Linked DNA regions of Homo sapiens: region 1 is linked to region 2. A link is a loop called in an ENCODE intact Hi-C map of the cell type or tissue named here. Cell type or tissue: mammary epithelial cell. All regions are shown on one strand. Each heading gives the region's core, and the rest is flanking DNA. Links, peaks and the distances in the headings are about the cores only. Region 1 overlaps LOC124904622 (a long non-coding RNA gene). Region 2 overlaps KDM4B (lysine demethylase 4B).

What was found. Peaks named below come from ENCODE experiments on the same cell type or tissue, not always from the same donor. Only the 100,000 strongest peaks of a DNase experiment are listed, where the experiment ranks them.
Region 1: a loop joins it to region 2, with 8 times the contacts of the local background. A loop is called at or near these places in 9 of 110 quality-filtered maps.

The regions. Positions count from the first base shown.
Region 1 is chr19:5,476,525-5,484,841 of GRCh38, forward strand. LOC124904622 (a long non-coding RNA gene) reads right to left here. Exons shown (of 2, transcript XR_007067106.1): 2 at 5,454-5,753. Among named protein-coding and RNA genes, the nearest start is that of ZNRF4, 25 kb to the left of the region's middle. RefSeq lists a silencer at 522-739. In mammary epithelial cell, for the core only: a CTCF peak has its summit at 4,195; no DNase peak of the experiment used is centred there; H3K27me3 peaks cover 1,347 bases.
Region 2 is chr19:5,044,988-5,053,304 of GRCh38, forward strand. KDM4B (lysine demethylase 4B) reads left to right here. Exons shown (of 23, transcript NM_015015.3): 6 at 2,489-2,682. Among named protein-coding and RNA genes, the nearest start is that of KDM4B, 80 kb to the left of the region's middle. RefSeq lists enhancers at 1,627-2,430, 3,924-4,526, 7,017-7,516. In mammary epithelial cell, for the core only: a CTCF peak has its summit at 3,459 (motif pointing right); a DNase peak (open chromatin) is centred at 3,424; H3K4me3 peaks cover 201 bases.

The sequences.
Region 1 (8,317 bases), core at 109-8,108, 430 kb after region 2:
CCCATCTCTACTAAAAATACAAAAAATTACCCGGATGTTATGGCGGGCGCCTGTAGTCCCAGCTACTCGGGAGGCTGAGGCAGGAGAATGGTGTGAACCCGGGAGGAGGAGCTTGCAGTGAACCAAGATTGCACCACTGCACTCCAGCCTGGGCGACAGAGCGAGACTCTGTCTCAAAAAAAAAAAGGAGAGGCGGCCGGGTGCGGTGGCTCACACCTGTAATCCCAGCACTTTGGGAGGCTGAGGGGAGAGGATCATTTGAGGCCAGGAGTTCAAGACCAGCCTGGACAACATAGCAAGACCTCCATCTCTAAAAATACATTTTTTAAAAGAATAAAATGAAGCAAAATAAACCCCCTGCCACAATCCTGTTCCCTGGGGTGACCCCCCTTGACGTTCTGGTGTGGATGCTTCTGGAATGTTCTCCGGTGTCATTCTGCTCTGTCCTCCGGCCCCCACCCACGTGTCCAGGATGTGAGTCCTCGTCCGCTACCACACCAGACCTCACCCTTCATCACGGCTGCATAGCCTTCCTTTTCAGGGATGATAGAGGTCACCTGCCCCCCAGTGACGGGTTTCTGGTCATTTCTGGTTATTTGTCTGTCAACGCTGAAGTGAAGGCTGCTGGACGCATCTCTCTGTTGCTCTAAAACCCTAACTTACAGAGGCCCAGTCTGGTTTATTTTTAATCTTTTCTTTTTTTCTTTTTCTTTTTCTTTTTCTTTCTTTTCTTTCTTTTTTTTTTTTTTTTTTTGAGACGGAGTCTCATTCTGTAGCCCAGGCTGGAGTGCAATGGCGTGATTTCAGCTCAATGCAACCTCCACCTCCCAGGTTCAAGCCATTCTCCTGCCTCAGCTCCCCCAAGTAGCTGGGACTACAAGCGCACGCCACCACACCTGGCTAATTTTTTTTTTTTTTTTTTTTTTTTAGTAGAGACATGTTTTTGCCATGTTGACCAGGCTGGTTTCAAACTCCTGACCTCAAGAGATCCACCCACCTTGGCCTCCCAAAGTGCTGGCATTACAGGCATGAGCCACTGCACCTGGCCTGCTTTCTTTGGAATGGTCTGCTTTATTTTGAATTTCAAGCGATTCTGCTGACACGAGGCGCAGACAGAGTTGGTTCTGAGTCCCCTGGCCCTTCGCCAGTGCCCTGAGCCAAGGGAGGGTACAGGGCTCTCTTCCTCCACCTCCAGGCCACCACTCTGCCCCCCTCCAACCCATTCCCCCAACACAGACAGTGGGATCTGTTTATTCATAAAGTAGATCACGTCCCTCTCCTACTCAAATCCCTCCCAGGGATCCCTAGTACCACTTGAATAAAACCCGAAGTCCTCCCCACAGCCCGTAAAGCCCTGCACACCTTGCCCTGTCCCTTCCCTACTTTGCCCTGTCCCCTCCCTGCCCTCTCCTCCTCCTCACCCCCTCCTCTCCCCCTCCTCACTCTGCTGCAGCCACACGAGCCCCCTCGCTGTTCCTCCAACACGCCAGGGTCTGTCCTGCCCCAGGGCCTTGGCACTGATGGTGCCTCCTGCTCACCCCCTTGTCCAGGCAAACGCCTCATTTTGCAAATCACAGCTCCAATATCATTTACTCATTCCATACTTACGGAGGAGAGAAAGAAAGAGAGAGAGGCTGGGGTGTCTGAGAGAGGATGTCGGAGGGGAAAAGCTAGGCAGGGGGCTGGAGGGGAGGGGCGGGGTGTGGACAGGCTTGCAGGGGGGCGTCTCGGAGGCTGATGAGGCAGCTGGGACAGAGGTGGGGGCGGCGGCCCCCGGATGTGTGCAGCCCCCTGCCGCCCACCCCCCCAGCAGCGCGCTGGCTGCTGCCCGTCAACACTCGCCAGAGATGCGGGAAATATTTTCTCTCCGGCTGACACTTTTGGCAAAATACAATTCCTCCAGCTTTTTTCCGTGCAAAAAACATGTCCATCAAACCCGTCCCTGCGGCGCCTGTGGAAGAGGGAGGCCGCTGGATTGGGTCCGGGAATTGCGGGAATGGCTCCGGGGAGAGATGGCAGCCTCCCCGCCCCGCTCTCTCTCGCTCTCTCTGCAGTCAGAAGGCGACATAAAAACAGTAAGAAAAATAGTTAAAAGCCCACCGCGTGTTCAGTCAGCGCTGGACTTTCTCCTATCTATGCCTGCTCCATGTGCCTGCACAACCCTACTGCTATTAGCCCCGGGTTTCCGATAAGAATGCTGAGCCCAGAGAGGGGAAGACGCTTCCCCAAGGTCACACAGCACAGTTGGGATTTGAATTCAGATCCTACATGACCTCCCCAGGGGTGCCTCGAAGAGCCTCTACTGAGGAGGGAGAGGAAAGGAAAAGCAACGGACACCAGAGGGATCAGCAGATGTAAGAGTTTCAAGCAGGCTTCATGCAATAGCTCCTGAAGCCCTCAGTTAAATCCTCTGTAGCCAGCAGCCCTCAGTTAAATCAAGATGTGACTGTGGCTTTCCCAACTGCCTGTATCATCCTTTCACATGCTAGTCCCCACAAACCCCTAAGCCAGGGACAACTGTGGCAACCACAGCAACTGGCTCAGAAGAAAAGAAATAAGAATAAAGTTTGGAAGCTGGCGACACCCAGATGTCCCCTCCTTTCTTACCCAGAGTAGGAAAAGAGGAGGCCTTCAGTAACAACGGTCTTAGACATGAGAGAGAACATCCACCACCATGGAGATTCAAATCCAAACTGCACCCCTCACCTCCTGGTACACTCAGCCCAACCATCTCAACTCTGGGAGCCTTGAGGGGTTGCAATGTAGATACCAGACATATAAAAGCTGCAGTGGGCCGTGCTTAAGTGGTCGAGAATGTCAAATGTGAGCCTAACAGCCCGGGGTTCGAATCCCAGCTCTGCTGCTTTCTCGCTGTGCAACCTTCAGCAAGTTGCTTGACCTCTCTGTGTCACTGTTTCCCTGTTGGTAAAAGGGACATAAAAATTCCTGCCTCCCAATTTTAAATATGTTGATGTTCCAAAAACACATGGGACGGAGCCTAGCCTACAACAGGTGCTTATACATGTGGGATATAATATTATTATTATTATTATTTTTGAGACAGTCTTGCTCTGTCACCCAGGCTGGAGGGCAGTGGCACAATCTCAACTTACTGCAACTTCTGCCTCCCAGGTTCAAGCGATTCTCCTGCCTCAGCCTCCCCAGTAGCTGGGATTACAGGCACCTGCCACCACGCCTGGCTAACATTTTGTATTTTTAGTAGAGACGTGGTTTCACCATGTTGCCCAAGCTGGTCTTGAACTCCTGGCCTCAAGTGATCCGCCTGCCTCGGCCTCCCAAAGTGCTGGGATTACAGGCGTGAGCCACCGTGCCCGGCCCACATGTGAGATATAATTAGATATGTGATTCCCAACCAGAGACAGGGAGAGCCGGGACGATGTCCTCCCTCCCCGCCCACCCAACCCAGGGAAGGGCAGCAGGGAGATGGCTCTGGTCCCAGAGCCCCAGCCACCGGCGGCTCCCTGGGCGAGGGATTGACTTTTCTAGAATGTTTTGCCCCTCCTCCCAGTTTCCATCAGGAGCCAGCGCGGCCGCATAAATCCCGCTTTACGGCTGTTATTGACGGGGGAGCAGAGAGAGCAGCCCCAGGAAGGCCCAATTAATTTTCCCACCTGGCATCTGTGCGCCAGACGAATTTCTGAACTGCTGCAGGGAGGGGCAGAGCGAGCTGGGGAAAGGCCAGGCTGAGGACAAGGTCGTGGGCAGGCCGGGATATCCTAGGCTCTTAGCTTCAGAGCACTGTTGAGGGAGTCCCAGGCTCTCTTGTCTGAAGGGTAGAAGTGGAGGGGGCTGTCAATTCTGAGTAGGGCTTGAAGCTTTCAGTTAGGATGCAGATGAGGGTTTCACTGAGGAGACACTGAAGCAAAGACACAAAGGAGGCTAGGGAGGCTGCCACATGGCTTTTGGAAGGAACAGCTTGCCAGCAGAGGGCACAGCCTGTGCAAAGGCCCTGAGGCAGGACCTCACCTGGGGTGTTGGAGGAACAACGAGGAGGCCCATGTGGCTGGAGCAGAGTGAGTGAGGGGGAGACAAGGAGGAGGAGAGGGCAGGGAGGGGCTGGGGCAGGTCGTGCAGGGCCTGGTAGGCCTCGGGGAGGACTTGGGCTTTGACCCTGAGGGAGGTGGGAGCCATTGAGGGCTGTGGGCAGAGGAGAGACGAGATCTGACTTAGGTGCTCACGGGCGCCCTCTGGCTGCTGTTCAGAGAACAGTTGTGGGATTCACAGGGAAAACAAAACCCAGTTACTAAATTCTCCCAGGTCCAGGTATTGGCTGGGATCTGTAAACCAGAGACCCCCTGGCACTTTAAAAGGAAAATCAAGGCTGGGCGCAGAGGTTCACGCCCATAATCCCAGCACTTTGGGAGGCCGAGGCGGGTAGATCACCTGAGGTCAAGAGTTCGAGACCAGCCTGGCCAACATGGAGAAACTCCATCACTATTTCCAAAACTTTCTCATCTTCCCAAATTGAAACTCCATCTCCATGAAACACTCACTCCCCACCCCCCTCCCCAGCCCCTGGCACTCCCCATCCTACGTTCTGTCTCTGTGAATCTGATGACTCTAGGGATCTCCTAGGAGTGGAGTCACACAAGATTTGTTCTTTTGTGTCTGGCTTCTCTCACTGAGTGTGATGTCCTCAAGGTTCATCAATGTCATCGCCTGTATCAGAATTTCCTTCCTTTTTAAGGCTGAGTAATATTCCATTTTATGCATAGATCACATTTTGCTCATCCATTCGTCTGATGAAACACTTGTGTTGTTTTTGGCTTTTGCCTATCGTGAATCATGCTGCTATGAATGTGAGTGTACAAGTATCTCTTTGAGACTCTGCTTTCTATCAAATTTTGTTTGATTTTAATTAATTTAATGTAAACAGCCACCCATGGCTAGTGACTGCCATATTGGACAGAGTGGCTCTGCAGAATGGAAAGAGAATAGAAGAGAATGAATTTTTTTCTTTCTTCAGTGTGATTGAATTCTCTGTCTGGGCCAACGAATGGCAGGCATCTCATGAGTCAATGACAGTTATAAGTGTCCCACACTAGAACCAATTGTCCAGGGCAGACACATCCCAAGAGCCAGGGCGACCATGGAAAAGCCCCTGCCTAGGATGAGGTCCCATGGTCCTGCTGCTTTCTTCTGCCCAAGGGCAGGTGGTCTGGATCCAACAGGCTTGGGGACAAGAGCCACCATGTCCTTAGCCACCCCTTTCTGGCTGTTGCTGCACAGCCCTGCTTACAAGAGACCCAAGGCAGCCACACCTCACCCCATGGCCATGGGCCTCATGAAGGTGGTGCCCAGGGAGATCGGGTGGGAGATCTGGGACTCCTTGGATTGCACCTGTGCTGTAGAAGAGCCTTGAAGGAAATGTTTAAATGGAGGTGTATCCATTAGCTATTGCTGTGTAACAAAGTACCCACAAACCTAGCAGCTTCAAGCAACACATTTATTATCTCACAGTTCCCATGGATTGGGAATCTGAGCATGGCTTAGCTGGGGCCCCTGCATTAGGGTTTCTTACAAGGTTACAGTTTTGGTGTCAACCAGGACTATGGTCTCATCAGAGGCTCGACTGGGGAAGGATCCATTTCTAAGCCTTCTCGGGTTGCTAGCAGGATTCATTTCCTTGTGGCTGCAGGATTGAGGTGCCTGGCTTCTTGCCATTGGCTGAATTCTGCTCTCAGCTTCAAGAGGCTGCCCACAGTTCCTTGCAATGTGGTCCCCACCCTGGGCTGTTCACAATGTGACCATGTGCCAGTAAGAGAGAAAAAGAGTAGTGAGATTGCTAGCCAGATAGAGTCTTATGTAAGGTAATATAATCATGGAAGCAACATTCTGTCACCTGTGCTATATACTGTTGATGAGAAACAAGTCACAGGTCATGCCCACACTCAAGAGTAGGGAATTATGCACAGGATGTGAACACCAGAAGGCAGGAATCATGGGAGCCACTTTAGGATCTGTCTGCCACAGGAGATAAAGAGAGCAAGAGTTTTCAATGGCTCTGGGCCCCAAGGGGTTTCTGGGAGACAGGGAAGGAAGAAAAGGAGGGGGGAAGGAGGAGCTGAGAGTAAGAGAGATTGGGAATTGGGAGGAAGGGAAAAAGAAAGACATTAAATTCCATCTATATCTGTGGTGCCCCACTTTTGCCCAGCCTTGTACCCAGAAAAGTACCAGCCCTGGATTTTTCTATGTCTAGCACAGATACTCCCAGCCTAGTCTGACATTTGCTGTGATAAGGGAGGTTGGAAAAGGTTCCTGATCCAATGTGGGGTTGGGAAAGGTATCCTGGAGGAGGCACTTTCTGTGCTGATCCCCAAGTTTGAGACAGAGCCAATGGGTGAGAAGGGGGAGTGGGTTCTTGCTGGAGAGACCAGCAAGAACAAAGGCCCAGAAGCATGAAGCAGAGATGTATGTTCACACCAGGAGAGCAGAGTGATAATACAAGAGGGTGGAGGAATGGGTCATTACTTTGCCTCTTAGGGAGGTGATGTTGTACCCATTGTACAGATGGGAAGACTGAGGCTCAGAGAGGTGAAACCACTTTCTCCAGGCCACAGGGCTAAGAAGCGGAGCAGCCTCATTCGTAAAATGGATGTTTGAGGTCCTCATTAGATCTCACATCCTGGCTCTGAGGCCTCCTTTGTGACTCGGGATCAAAAACAAGAATAATAATAATAGCAGCAGTATTTGTTGATCACTTTCTATGTGCTAAGTGCTCTTGTAAATGCTGTACTTCAGAAGTCAGCCAGGGACAAATACAGTCCAACACCTGTTTTTAATTTTTTTTTTTGAGACGGAGTCTCACTGTGTCACCCAGGCTGGAGTGCAGTGGTGCAATCTCAGCTCGCTGCCAGCTCCGCCTCCTGGGTTCACACCACTCTCCTGACTCAGCCTCCTGAGTAGCTGGGACCACAGGCACCTGCCACCATGCCCGACTAATTTTTTGTATTTTTAGTAGAGACGGGGTTTCACTGCGTCAGCCAGGATGGTCTCGATCTCCTGACCTCGTGATCCATCCACCTCGGCCTCCCGAAGTGCTGGGATTACAGGCGTGAGCCACTGCGCCCGGACAACTTTTTTAATAGTTGAAAAAATAAAATAATATTGTGGTGCTGAACACAGTGGCTCATGCCTGTAGTCATGTCAGTGTTTAGGGAGGTGAGGCGGGAGGATTGCTTGAGGCCAGGAGTTAGACACCAGCCTGAGCAACATAGCAAAACCCCATTTCCACCAAAAATTTAAAAATTACCTGGGTGTAGTGGTGTGAGCCTGTGGTCCCAGCTACTCAGGAAGCTGAGGGGAGAGGATCCCTTGAGCCCAGGAGTTCGAGGCTACAGTGAGCTATGATGGCACCACTGCGCTCCAGCCTGGGTGACAGAGCGAGACCCCGTCTCTAAAAAAAAGAAAATAGTAAACATAAAATAAAATAAAATAAAAACTTGTCTTTTGGGACACATGAAAATATGAAATTCCAATGTCAGCATCAACAAATAAAGTTTTACTGGCATGCAACCATGCTCATTTGCTCAGCTATCATCTATGACTGCTTTTACACGACTGGCAGAGTTGACTTTCTGGCCAAAACTTTTGACTTTCTGGCCCCTTACAGAAAAAGCTTGCCAGCCCCTGCTGTCATGTGTTCACTCTTTGCAACAGCCCCATGAGTTAGATGCTGTGTCTTCCTTCATTTATACAGATGGGGAAACTGAGGCATACAAGCTGAAGTGGCTCAGCTAAGGTTATAGTGGATAAGTGATCAAGCGGGGATTTGAACACAGGTCTGTTGGACTCCCCATAAGGTGCTCTCACTGCTGTGTCATGCCTTCTTGCCCAGCCCTTGGTGCTTAAGGCTGGGAGTGCCTGAGTCTAGCTCTTTCTCTCCCTAGCCTAGGATCCCTCCAGAGGGCTGGGCTCTGCACTGAGCCTTAGCAGAATCCCAGCATCCTTGGACCCGGGGAGGTGCGCCAGTCAGCAAAGTGCCCAAAGCAAGCTCCAGAATCCACCTTGCCCCCTCCTCCAGGGCCCATCCGGGAAGGCAGCCAGTTAAGCGCAAATCAATTAAACAAACTCCATGCTGCCTGCCGCCCTCATATTCTGACCTCAGCCAAGAGGCTCGCATTCCAGCCTGGCGGACTTGGGTCCAAGCAAATGCACTTGTGGGAGGATCTGAGAAGGGGCTGCAGGATCAGGAATCCATACAAAGAACTCCAGCCTGGCCCCCTGGGAGCCTGTGATACTTAGTTTGTATAATCTGATCCCCCTTGGGGAACATGGTGGGGAGGTACTGTGTGAG
Region 2 (8,317 bases), core at 278-8,277:
TCATTCACCTATTAAAGGACCCTTCCAAGTTTGGTCAATGTGGGCAGAAGTTTTCATCTCCTTTGGGTAAATACCAAGGAGTACAGTTGCTGGACCACGTGGTGAGAGGACGTTTAGTTTTTTAAGACGCCACCAAACTGTCCTCCCGCCCACCTGTCCCACTGTGTGCTCCTAGCAGCAGCGAATGAACGTTCCCAGGGCCCCGCTTCCCCGCCCCCATCTGGAGTTGTCGGTGTTGTGCATCCTGGCCACCCTGGGAGGCGTGTTGCGCTGTCTCATTGCCATTTCAATCTGCATTCCCCCGATGGCTGCCTTCGCGGCGGGGCCCCTTTGCATGCCTGTTTGCCATCTGTGTGTTTCCTTGGTGAGCTCTCTTCATGTCTTTTGCCCAGTTTGTTGTTGTTGTTGTTGTTGTTTGAGATGGAGTCTCGCTCTGTTGCCCAGGTTGGAGTGCAGTGGCGTGATCTAGGCTCACTGCAACCTCCACTTCCTGGGTTCAATCATTTCTGTGCCTCAGCTTCCCAAGTAGCTGGGATTACATTACAGGCGCCCACCACCACACCCAGCTAATTTTCTTTCTTTTTTTTTTTTTGAGATGGAGTCTTGCTCTGTCACCAGGCTGGAACTACGGTGCCCACCACCACGCCCAGCTAATTTTTGAATTTTTAGTAGCGATGGGGTTTCACCATGTTGGCCAGGATGGTCTCAATCTCTTGACTTCGTGATCTGCCCGCCTTGGCCTCCCAAAGTGCCGGGATTTACAGGCATGAGCCACCATGTCCAGCCTAATTTTTGTATTTTTAGTAGAGACGAGGTGTTGTCATGTTGGCCAGGCTGGTCTCAAGCTCCTGACCTCAGGTGATCCACCTGCCTTGGCCTCCCAAAGTGCTGGGATTACAGGCGTGAGCTACCGCGCCTGGCCATCTTTTTCTGTTTTTTAACCATGCTGTTTGTTTTCTTCTGGTTAAATTTGAGAGTTTGCTGTGTATTTTGGTTATCAGTTGTGACTTGCAAGTATTTTCTTTCTGACTGGGGCTTGTCTTTCTCTTACGGATCCTGCCTGATTGTTTTCAAGTGAAAGTTCAGCCTCAGACTCCAGTGCATGAGAGCCTCTGGGTTGGCTGGCCTGCACTGCCTGCACTTGGCCTGTAGTGATGACCCGGGAGGGACTCTGCAGCCGCACGCAGGCTGTGCCAGCCCAGGCCGACCTGCCACAGGTGCCAGGGGAAGCTTCAGGGCTTCCTTGCCATGTGTTTGCCATGCCTAGCCTATGCACTAGCCTACTTTTACAGCGGGGGAAACAGCCCACAGCAGAGAAGCGACTTGCTGTGGTCCCAGGATGAATTTGCGCCCAGCTCAGCCTGTGCCTGGGGCCTCCCTCTGCCCCATCTGGGTCTCATCACTGCCTCCCTCCTCACCTCTTCTGGGCTCCTGCCAGGGCTCACCTTGCAAAGGAACCGCTGGTCTTGCCAAGTCTGAGGGCCGGTCGTGCAGGTGCAGGAACAGCTGGTGGGGGGTGGATTCAGGCTGTGAGAGCAGCTCACGTTCATGTGTGTCTGGGCTCCTCTCGGCCTCTCAGCAGGCCATGAGCCTCTCCGGGGACTGCAGTGACTAATGTGTATTTTATGAGCTCTTGGGACAGGACGGGGTTTGTTTGCTTGTGGCATTAAGAATAGATGTGCCTGGTGGGTGGGGATTCCGTCCTTGTTTGCCTAGTTCTGAAAACTGTCTTCGTCTCCTCGGTCAGAAGCTGTGGAAGGGCTGTCACTGGGCCTTGGCTCCGGTACCATCGCTGGGTTAGCCCCAAGTGGTGACTGTTTTTCTCCTTCCGTGTCATTGACTTAGAGGCGTGTTAATTATGCACTCCCAAACTGCAGGCTTCACAACAAGGCCTCCACCCAGCAGGAAGCACGCAGCTCAGTGGAATCTGACAGGCCCTGCCTGCCTGGTGCACGCTGGCATGTGCGATGGGGCCCTTCCTGGAAGGGCCAAGCTGGCGGTGAGCCCTTCAGAAAAGGTGTCTGGGCTGGGTATGGCGGCTCATGCCTGCAGCCCCAGCGCTTGGAGGGGCCAAAGTGGGAGGGACCATTGAGCCCAGGAGTTCGAGACCAGCCTGGGCAACAGAGTGAGACTTCATCTCTACACAGAAAAAAGTAAAAATTAGCCAGGTGTGGTTTCTCACGCCTATAGCCTATAGTCCCAGGTACTCAGGAGACTGAGGCTGGAGGATTACCTGAGCCTGGGAGGTTGAGGCTGCAGTGAGCTATGATTCTGCCACTGCACTCCAGCCTGGGCAAGAATCTCACACAGGTTAAGACCAGCCCCTGGTCTGCAGGGTATGACCGGCCCCTGGGGGGGCCGCAGATACTGGGGTGGAGGAGGATGGGCAGCGACCCCTGGGACTCTGGGGAGAATTAGCCTGCACCCCAGGGCTCGCAGGTTCTGGGGGTGGCCGGGCGGTTGCCGACGCTGCTCTGCCGCCCCACAGGACGTGGCCCAGTGGAACATCGGGAGCCTCCGGACCATCCTGGACATGGTGGAGCGCGAGTGCGGCACCATCATCGAGGGCGTGAACACGCCCTACCTGTACTTCGGCATGTGGAAGACCACCTTCGCCTGGCACACCGAGGACATGGACCTGTACAGCATCAACTACCTGCACTTTGGGGAGCCTAAGTCCTGGTGAGTGTCTGCACTGGCCCTGCCGCCGGCCGGACCGAGAGCCCCTCGGGAGGGAGTCAATCCCGGGTACACGGCTGGGCGCCGTGGCAGGGGCCCCACCAGGTGAGGCCGCAAAGGTCGGCCTATGACGGCTGGAGATCTTCCGGACCGCCTGGGGTCACCCACCAGCTTTGGGGTGGGGGATGTGCACCCCCAGAGCCGAAGCTCCCAGGCCCCTAGAGCTTGCGCTTTGTACCCCGGAGTGCCCCCCATTGAGCTGTGAGCGGCCCCAGGTGTCCCCATGGCCAGGAGCGTGGTCTTGAGCCTCCTGAGCTGCCCAGGCTGTGCTGCCTCACAGCCAAGTGGAGACGTTCCTGGTGAAGGGACACTGTCCATGCTGCCCAGAGGGGCCTGGCCAGGATGACCCTGCAGCCGCTCCCTCGCAGTCTCCGCCCTGGCACGTCTGGGCCAGGCCCTACAGTTAGGAGGGCAGGGCGTGGCGCTGCAGGCCTGTGTGCAGTGTGGTGGACCTGCCCCTGCCCGGGAGGTGCCGGGTGCAGCGTGGGCGCTGCTGTGGCGGGCTGAGTTCCAGGACCTTCTCCTGGCTCCCTGTGCACGTCGCAGCGAGGCCGTGTGGGGGTGTGTGTGAATGTGCACGTGTGCGCGCGCATGTGAGTGCGCACGTGAGTGAGTGTGAGTATGCATGCGTGTGTGTGCCCCTGTGTCACCGGGCTCTGCTTGTGACTGCGGAACCTGCTGGGTGCTCCGCGGGGCTGCCCTGCACTGTCCTCCAAGGGCCGCTAGGTGGCGCTCCCGCCCTTCCCGGGGCCGCGCTCATGCCTGGAATCTTCCCAGGCCGTCCTCGCGCTGGAGGAGGACGGAGCCTTTGCCTGGAGGGCGTGGGAGCTCCGCCTTGCCTGGCCCTTCCCTGGGTTGGAGTTGTAAGCGGGGAGAGGGGGGGGCGGGGGAGAATGCTGTACCTCTTCGTTAAAAAAAAGCACAATGAGCAGGAAGGGGCGAGCTGTGCGCATCCTCACCTGCGTCCGAAGCGCAGATGGAGCCCAAGGGAAAGGCCCTGTAGAGGACCCCGTGTGACTTGGGGCAAAGCGTGGCCTCCCAGGGGTGCGTGGGCAGCGGGACGCCCATGGTGTGACCGGGTTTGTGCCTCCATAGGGACCGTCTGCCCTGTGCAGAGAGCCCCTGTGGGGCGGGAAGTGGCGAGCAGCCGGCAAGGAGGCCCAGCCAGACAGAAGCAGGGGGGTCAGGGACATGGGAGGTGGGGGACCAGCCAGTGAGTCAGACGTGAGGACTTCAGTGCCAAGGACTGCAGTGCCAGCAGCTCGGTCTCCTGTGAGGGGCCCCGGGGGTTGCTGGCTGTCGTGGGAGCCTGGGCTGGGGGAGACCCTGGGGCTGGGGCTGCTATGGGTCAGATGCCAGGGCCGGGGGTGCCTGCTGCTAGGTCAGAGGGGCCTCTGCGGGAGGAGGCGACAGTGGCTCCCTGGAGGCGGCAGTGGGGCCCGGCCACAGGCCGTCGGAGGGACTGACAGGGATGCGCCAGGAGCCGAGGGCCTCTCCTGAGCTGGTTCATCCAGGACGCAGCCTCTGAGGGCATCCCGCACCTCTCCCCGAATGCCCCTCACTGCACCCCTCCTCTGCTTCGCCTGGTGCCGCAGGCGTCCAGCTGCCACTCCCATGTCTACCCTTCCCCATGACCCGTCGTGGGAGATGGCTCAGGGGAGACAGCTGGGGCGGGGCAGCGTTGAGTAGGCAACAGTTCTTTCGGGAAGGGAATTCCGGAAGCGCCCTGACCTTGGTCTTGGTTTTTGCCCAGGAAGGGGTGGGGATGGCAGGGGTGGGGCCTGGCATGAGGGGCCTGAGAGGAGCCACAGTGTAGGCTCTAGCTGCAGGGCATGCCCTCAACCCCCCAGAGCTCCCCACTCGCCCCCACAGTCAGCTCAGCCTGCTTAGCACGCAGGGCCCCTTCCCTGCTCTCTCACCAGGGCTGAGGCGGGGCCCCAGATGTTCCCACGACACCCCATGCCTGCGACAGGCATAGACCAGGTGACCCCAGCATTAGCCAACGTCTACTACGGGCTATCAGTCCTCCCCAGCAGATGGTAGGGGCCCTGGTCACCCCGTGTCCCAGCTCCCAGCAGGGGCCTGGCACAGAGAGGCTTGGTGACTTGCCGGAGCCTCTTGGATCCTCACTGTGTGCTGTGGGAGCTGACTACCCCTCCAGGCTGCCCTCCCAACTTGCAGGGGGGTGGGGACAAGGTAACTGGAAAGAGTGTCTGGCCTCTGGTCCCTGGGCTGGGGTTCAGGAAGCTACTCAGGCCCCTGGGAGATGCTTCCCCCCTCTCCCTTCCTCGGGCCCTTGGGGTAGGTAGGGCTCCCAGCCAAGAGATCACCAAGGCTGCGCCCCGTCTGTCTCCCTCATTACACTGTTCCGCTTGCATCTGCAGCCGCTTAATTGCAACCATTTCAGAGTATTCCAGTGGGATTTTAAAGAAAGTGTCAATGTACTCAGGTTTACAGCATTTTATTAAAGCTTTCTGGGTCTGTTGCTACTTTGGTAGCTTGATTTGTGTGTCAAAGTGACGTGAACAGCCTGGTGTCAATAACAGGCAGAAACATGCTTCAAAAGGCTGGCTTCTGTGGTGCTCTCAGGCAGCGGGGCTAAGAATATCTGAAGAGACTGAGCGCCTCAAAATCTCTTTGGCAATGCGGATTGAAACCAGAGCCAGCACCTGCAACTTCCCCCCGCCAACTTCCCGCAGCCCCTTCTGTCACCCAGGCCGGGGGGGCCGGAGTGCAGGTGGGTGTGGGGAGGGTCCGAGCTTTCCACTTGACCCTGTATTCCAGGGTCTTCCTGGGTGGGGTGGTGGCCTGGGGTCGGTGTCCTGAAGGCTGTGCCCCATAGAAGCCACTGTCCCAGGCCACACTCCTTGCCATAGATCAAGACTCTCCTGGGGCCAGGCGCGGTGGTTTGCGCCTGTAATCCCAGCACTTTGGGAGGCTGAGGCGGTTGGATCATGAGGTCAGGAAATCGAGACCATCTTGGCTAACACGGTGAAACCCCGTCTCTACTAAAAATACAAAAAATGAGCCGGGTGTGGTGGCAGGTGCCTATAATCCCAGCTACTCGGGAGGCTGAGGCAGGAGAATGGTGTGAACCCAGGAGGCGGAGCTTGCAGTGAGCGGAGATCACACCCCTGCACTCCAGCCTGGGCGACAGAGTGAGACTCCGTCTCAAAATAAATAAAAAATAAATAAATAAAAAGACCCTCCTGGAACCTGGGGTGGGGGTGGTTTAGCCGAGCTGACCCTCCAAGGCCGGTCCTGCGGCTGTTCCCCTCCAGGCATCCCCTCCCCAACCTGCACCTGTGGCAGCCCCTGCAGGGCCCACCCTCCTGAGCCGCCCGGGCCAGGCACGAAACACAGGCGTCGCCACGAGGCTGAGCGCAGTGTCGCCAGCAGCATCACATGCCACATGCCCCTAGAAGAGAGTTCCAGGCCGGGGTGGGAGGATGTTGGGTCTCGGCCAGCCCTGAGAGAGTTGCTGGTCCCAGGGCACTTCTGGGTCATTCGGATTGTGCTGTGCACCCCAAAGAAGAGAGTGGAGTGGCCATCCCCCCTCGAGGGCCCTGGCCCACGCTGCCTGGGAAAGTGCCCACTGTTCAGTCCTGTGCACCCATGTGCCGGGCTGGGACCTGGCCGAGGCTTCGGGTCCCCTTTTGCCCCCAACCCATCAGACACCCTGCAGGGCAGTGTTGGGGTGTTTAGGGGACTGTGGGCCACCGCCAAGAGCAGAAGCTTTGGCTCTCACTGCAGCAGGGAAGCCAGATGGGGGATCAGCATGTTCCTGGGGCTGCAGGGACTCCCGAGGACGTCGTGAGCTGATGGGACATGGTCAGCTGCTTGCACTGGCTCCAAGGCGGCGAGAGGAAGGCCCTCCTGAGGAGTGCCGCGGGGCCAGCGCAGGTGCGTGGCAGCCACAGAGGCCTCTGCTCAGGCTTAGGGAAGGGGGTGTCCCCCAGGGTCTCTGCAGCTCCGCTTGTCAGAAGGGGGGTCATCCTGCACCCAGGTGAAGCCCCCAAGAGCAGCGGGGCGAAGGAGCGCTTGCCCGGACTGCGACCTTGACCTGCCCATGACCCGCGGCAGTCTGGAAATCCCCCATTGCCCCAGGCAGGATGGGGGTCCCCCATGGTCTCATCTCTGGCTGTTTCCTCAGGGGATCGCTCCGCCCACCCTCTCCTGCCTCTGTTTACCTTGGACACACTCAGTCTCCGGTGCAGGTGTGGGAGGTGGGGGTCTCGGAGCTTGTGCTCCCGTGAAGGGCACGGAGCCCCCAGTTGCTCTTGGCCATCCTGGGCTGCTATGAGCCAGACCCTCCTGAGTGCTGCGGGGAGGGCTGCTGGGGAGGCCAGGGGAGAGGGGATTATCAGAAGACTCCACCAGCCTCCCTTGACCTTTAAGGAGCTGCAAGCCGAGAATTTTCCCTTTTGATTCAGCTACACCTTGAGTTTTCTCTCTGGCGTTTTCCCTCATGGGAATTTCACAGCATCTTTTCTTCTTGCTGCCAGGGAAACTTGAGTCCTAGCAGGCATAGCCGTCTTTTGCTTCATGGGTGTCCCTGGAGGTGTGCGTGCATGTGTGTGTGTGCATGGGCGCATGTGTGCACCGAGGAACCGTGCTCCAGACACTGGGGGTGGGGGTGGGGAGGGTGGGGGTGGGGAGGGTGGGTTCCAGGGCTGCAGGGGACCAGCCCGGGCTTCCTGCCCTGTGGCCGCAGGTGGGTGGAAGGCAGAGCCTGGGGTGGATGAGTCTGTCGCCCACCCAGGCCAAGCCAGGCTGTTCTTGGGGTGGAGGCTGCGGGCCTGCTCCCTTACCCCTCTGCTGCCCGCCTAACTGCCCCTCAGGACCTCCCTGGCCCACCCGCCTCCCAGCTCCATCTCCTGCTGGCAGCTCCTGCCTGGGGGCAGACACCTCCCTCCCTCCTGGGCTCCCTCAGTCTGGCTGCAGGTGGCACTGTCGGGCCCCACAATGGCCTCTGCCCTGTCCCTTGGAGTGGGACCCAGGAGTCTGGTGGGTGATGGAGCTGGCGAGCCCGTCCCAGGCAGCAGCCTGAAGGCCCATGGGGTAGCGCGCTGGCGCCCGGGGACCCTGGTGTGGGTTTGTACTGCTGCTGCTGGCGAGCCAACCACTGGGACTTCCAGCTTCTGAGCCCGGGACCCGGGGGGTCCCACCAGCAGTGGGGACCTAGGGTCCCAGTCTACTGACCGTAAGGCATGGCCCCCCTCAGTGACCTGGGGCATTCCTCCCAGCCGCTTTGCTCTGGCTGGGCCACCAGAGGTTGGGTGGCCGCAGAGACAGCTCTGGCGGAGATTGGTGTCCCGACAGGGGTGGCGTAGCCTGAGCTGAGCACTGGGTTGAAATGGAAATTGCCTGGAGCCTGACAGCTTCACAGATTGGTTTTAATAACTCAGCTTCCCCACACTGCACTCTGTCACCAGAACAAGATGCAGGAGCGAGATAGTTGCTCCCTCCTCTCCTTGCCACCCGAGGCCCAACCCTGGCGAGGGTGCCTAGGGACAGGGCTGCATTGGCAGCTCAGAGCCGCTGCGGTGCCCTGGGAGGTCAGACTGAGAAGACCCAC